2 separate regions of the Mus musculus genome follow, and region 2 is linked to region 1. The links are chromatin loops, found by intact Hi-C in ENCODE. Cell type or tissue: gastrocnemius. All regions are shown on one strand.

Region 1 (2,500 bases):
TGAAACTCCCTTCGGATCAGCTGACACACACCATTCTGGGCCCCATTAAAAACTGTAGAGCCCTGGGAAGAGGAAATAAGGCAAAGGTCAATTCAGTAATCACATTGATTTTAACTACTATAGTGCCAAAACCAGTAACTTCTTTATACTATAGCTTGGTATGAATAAATAATTGTATGGCTCAAGGAAAAAGAAAACCAAGAGCTTGATATAATTCTTATCTCGTATAAGATAGTTAACAAGACCTATACCTCTTAGGATTTTTAAAAGTATAAAACAGAATAATGAATATGCTTTTCAACAAAGCAGGCTTTTTTGGATAACCGTGGCTATTTTAAACACAGATAACTCAAAACTATAAATACAGCCTAAAATATTTATTTGCTAATTCAGAAGGTTGTGCTGGCCAAAAGTTCCTCTCAGTGGCTCACCTTCTATGTATTATTTAATAAAACTGGAAAGAAACCACCCATTAATACACCCCTTCATGATAACAACTCTGTAAGACTTATTGACAGTGTTTCCTAATTTCTGTTATTAATACTCACCTCTCCAGTCCTAGTCTCTGGCCGAGATAACACTGATGCAGAAATTGGTCTATATGCAACTCTGGATCCAGCTCGGATCTATTAATGGAAGGAAAAGAAAGAATTTCAAGTACTAAAGAGTACACATTAGTCTTCAGTGACCTCTTGTGCAACTTTAAACTCTAAAGGAGAAAGCAGAAGAGAACGAACAGATTTATTATCTCTGCAATTAGCATGGCCTTTGGTCATTGTGCATACACAAAGCCAACCTAAAATTTTATGCTAATGAACCATGGAATGTTCTATTTAATCTATCTGTAAACAAAAATCCTAAGACCAATTAGTTACCAAGTGACTGAGTGTTGTGGAAGTTTCAGTAACTGTAGTGCTGTAAATTCAAGTAAGTTATGTGGGCTCATAAGGGTGTCGCTATGATTTTGATCATTTACAACAGTCCAGCAGCTAATGAAGCTCCTACAATTTTCAAAGGATTCCTAAATACCCACTAATTCTAAATTTACTATAGAGTTAAGCATTTTGATGTCAGCTTAACAGCCGTTGCAATACTCTCACTATAAGGACATCTGGCAGTCTGGCTTCTCTGCCCTTGAGTGTCCACGGACACTAAGGTCACAGAAAATCCCTCCAGAACCAGGACCCGATTCTCTAGCACAAATCTTTTAGATTCAGACTTCACTTAAAGCCTCCAAAAAAGCAAGCTTCGGGGCTCCCCAACACCTTTCTCCGCCCACACAAGGAAGCAAAGTCCCTCCCTCTGCAGCGGCGAGTTTGACCTACAGACGCGCACGGGAAACGCTGTGCAGGCAACTAGGCCTCAGCTGCCCCTTCCTGACTTCTCAGCACCCCGACCTTCGCGTCGACCCCAACTCCATAGGGACCGGGCGGTGGGGGAGGGGCGCGCTCCACGAGCAAGGAGGCTGTGACCTACGCCCAGAAGGCCTGTCAGCTAGGCCTCGGGGGGGACACATGGCCGGGAACTGTCTGCGGGCCCCAGGGTTGGGAGGGAGGGAGGGAGGAGAGGACATCGGGGCAAGGGTGAAGGAGAGCCGGTCCCTCGGCGTGAATGCTGGGCCGAGGCCCGGGTTACGCACCAGAGCGGGGGTGCGGGCGAGCTTGGCGCAGGCGAACATCTTTCTTCCTGGCGGCGCGGCGTGGATCTAGGTGACAGGCGACGTGGGCTCCTCTCCCGCTTCCTCTCTGCGGAGCGAAAAGAGGCTTAAGGTCAAGTGTCCCCCCCAGGGGCCTGTCCTTGCCACCCCGGCCCCGAGGGGCCCCGCGCAGGCGGTCAGCGTGGCCGCGTGCCCGGGAAGCGCAAGCCCGGTGGACAGGGCCGGGAGACCCGCTCCGCCCCGGCCCGGGCCCCGCGCCCTCCGTTTACCTTCGCTTACCTCCCGAGGCGGCGGCAGTGGCGGCGGCAGAGGTCGAAGCAGTGGGGCTGGGCGCGCAAGCGCGGTGCGGCTCTTATCCGCGCCGCAGCACCCGGATGGAGAAGGCGGGGGAAGACGCTCAAGGTCACTTTGTAACAACTTTATTGGTAACTCTCAGAGGAGGACAATGACAGGCCCCCTCCGTGACCGGCTGGCGGCCAGTGAAATGAAAAGCACACTGAAGACGACTCTTGGCTTTGTTAGTGTTACTAACGGTGCAGATAATTTTTAGTTGTTGTCGCTATCGCAGACTGAGCCTCGCTCCTTGCACGTGCCAGGCAGGGGTTCTCCCAGGGAGCTACAAGCCGACCCTGATTTGGCTTTTATTTCAAACAGGGTGAGTTGCTCAGGCAGGCCTTGAGCTCAGTATGTAAGTTAGGGAGAACCTTGATCGTCCACTTTCACCCTTCCAAGTAGTTAGCTTCTTCATAACCAACTCCAGCGGGATTATTTCTTTGTAAGACTCTAAAACAGGGTTTTTTGTTTGTTTGTTTGTTTGCTTTTGTTTAAGACGACAAATCTTTT
Region 2 (2,500 bases), 320 kb before region 1:
CCCAAATGTTGATTAATACTTACAGTGATAGAATAACAATGTGTAAACCAAGAAATATGCCTGCTTAGCTGCCAGACTTCCAGCCAGAGAACAACTGTGAGGAAGAGAAAACCATAGAAGAACGTTTGTCTGCAGGGAGGAGAGGACATAGCCCCACTGTCCCCTAGGTAAAGTAGCCTGTACTCAATTCTCAGAAAGAAGAGGAGGAGTCAGGAGAAGACAGACAGTTAATGAGATATCTGATAGACAGGGAGACAGAGTTCCTCAGGGGGCTAGTGTCCTGACAGACCTCGGGGGAGATTCCATGTTTTTCCAAATATCCAGTCTCCTAGCCAAACTCTATACCATGTCTTATTTCCTTCACCCTATCTGTAAAATGTCAGCGTAAAACAGGGGTTCATCTGAAACGGTTCTTCTCTCCCCCATCCTTATCCTAGAGAAGCCCTTGTCCTCAGAGAGCAGTGGACAGATTCTGGGGACCCTCCGAGCTTCAGGACGCCGTCTCCTGTAGCCCAGGCTCCACCTTGCTGACAACACCCTTGAACTCCTGATCCTCCTGCCTTTACCCGCCCCCCATAAAAATAATTTTATGGGCTGAGGATGTATTAATAGCTCAGTGGTAGAATACTTTTGTTTAAGATCCTAAATTCAAGCCTGGGGGGAGGCAGGGGGGAGGGAGGGGGGAGGAAGAGGGGAAAGAGTGTGAGCAGACTTTCTCACTTGTAGAAAAAGCCTCTTCATATGGATTTCTCTGCGTCATGGTTGTTCTCTGGCTGAAAGTCTGACAGCCAAGCACACGTAGTTCTTGGTTTTCACATCTTACTCTATCACCGTAAGTATTAATCAACGTTGGGGTTCTTCGGAGCAAGCGCCACTGTAACGGTTCCTTCAAGTGCTAAGGAAAGAGGACCCATTTCTAGACAACGAAGCCTCACCCAGCACGTGGACTTCTGCCCACTGTCTGTCTGTCTGGACTCTTCACGCTGTTGCCTGCACCCTAAACCCGCTGAGATAGAAACTTGAGAGGGGGCGTGTCCTCCAGCCCTGAGTTAGAGACTGGATGAGGGTCTCCTCTGCTCCCTCCCACCAGGTTGGCAGACCAGCGGCAGGCAGAGCAGAGCTCAGAGTCTGGTTACAGAAGCAGTAATGGCGCTGCTGAATTTGTGCCCTTTCCTCTGTTTTTCTCTAAAACTGTTTTCAGAAGTAGTTAATGCTGTTTTGATAAAAATTCAACTCCATACTGCTTGCTTTGCATTTTTAGGAAAATAAAGGCAGCTTTGGCTGGTGCTGGGAAGCCTGTTCCCGTAGAGCAGAGGACAGACAGTTCCCGGAGACCCTCTTAGCTTGATGACAGGGTCTCTCGGAGCCTAGGCTGGCTTCTAGCTTGCTATGCAGCTGAGAATGTCCTTGAATACTGATCTTCCTGCCTTCATCTTCCAACTCCTGTGATCTTAAGCCTGGGCTATAAACCAAGCTTCATGGCCGCCACTCTGAAAACGCCACACGATGCACAAGTGTGACAGATCAGCCAGTAAAGGAACCTGCTGCCAAGCTGACCCATGTGACTTCCATCCCTGAGACCCACATTGTGGAAGGAGAAAACAACTTTCACAAGTTGTCCTCTGACCACCGCATACACACCATGGCGTGTGCACAGGTAAACAAATGCAATAAAGACATTTTTAAAAGAAGAAGAAAGAAAAGCTAGCAATAAGGGCCTGTGCCTCAGCCTCTTCTCTGCTCAGCCTTTCTCAGGATATTGGGAGCCCAGACAGACGTGGAGGACACTTAAGAGGCTTTTGGGTTGCCAACAAAGTTCCAGAGGGGTCACAGATGGGAGACTTGGCTGTGACAGTCTTAGCTTCCAGCTAGACTGGTTCCAGACTTAAACAGGAATTAATTCTGCAAGAACGAAGTGCTTATCCTGCTCAGGGCACCTTCAAGCTCTGCCTCTTAAAAAACGTCATTGTCTGGAGACTGTTTCCTAGGGAATAGCTAGGGGCAAGTTTGGAGGGTGGCACTCTCAGGTCCATTATCCTTTTGGGCTATCTGCCTGCTACTTAGGAGGGATCCTGTTGTTTCTTAGAACAGCCATATAAGGATGTATTCCCAGGGGATGACTGTGGCCGGCACCCTCAGTCACACGTTTCTGTGTGTTCTTTTTAACCCTACACTAGAGTGCACTCGGCCCACATATGTGAAAACCGAGACTCCGCAGGCTCCCTCCTGGAGACCTAGCTCTCAGTTTGCCTTCTGCCCTATGGTTTGTGGGTGGAGCTAATGGAAAAGACACCTGGGAAGTGGACAGAAAGAAGACGTCACTGCCAGAATACAAGACACCTTGGTCTGAATCCTTGCTTACCTTTGAGATGAGAAGCTGAGGGGGAAAATCTGGTTGCAGACAAGGACTGGAGGGTGGGGACAGGCAGGGGACAGTGGGGAAGCAGAAAGGAAAGACACATAGAAATAGGGGAGATATTCATCAAGATAGTCATAGCCC

The links. Hi-C counts contacts between places; a loop is a spot of excess contacts. Peaks named below come from ENCODE experiments on the same cell type or tissue, not always from the same donor. Only the 100,000 strongest peaks of a DNase experiment are listed, where the experiment ranks them.
Region 2: a loop joins it to region 1, with 3 times the contacts of the local background. A loop is called at or near these places in 1 of 42 quality-filtered maps.

What each region holds. Positions count from the first base shown.
Region 1 is chr2:73,909,316-73,911,815 of GRCm38, forward strand. It overlaps Atp5g3 (ATP synthase, H+ transporting, mitochondrial F0 complex, subunit C3 (subunit 9)), which reads right to left and starts at 2,011. Exons shown (of 5, transcript NM_175015.3): 1 at 1,937-2,011; 2 at 1,640-1,745; 3 at 549-626; 4 at 1-62. The coding sequence starts at 1,678. In gastrocnemius, no CTCF peak of the experiment used is centred here; DNase peaks (open chromatin) are centred at 1,476 and 2,011; H3K4me3 peaks cover 2,500 bases; H3K27ac peaks cover 2,092 bases.
Region 2 is chr2:73,589,281-73,591,780 of GRCm38, forward strand. No RefSeq gene overlaps it. Among named protein-coding and RNA genes, the nearest start is that of Chrna1os, 5.7 kb to the left of the region's middle. In gastrocnemius, no CTCF peak of the experiment used is centred here; a DNase peak (open chromatin) is centred at 1,059.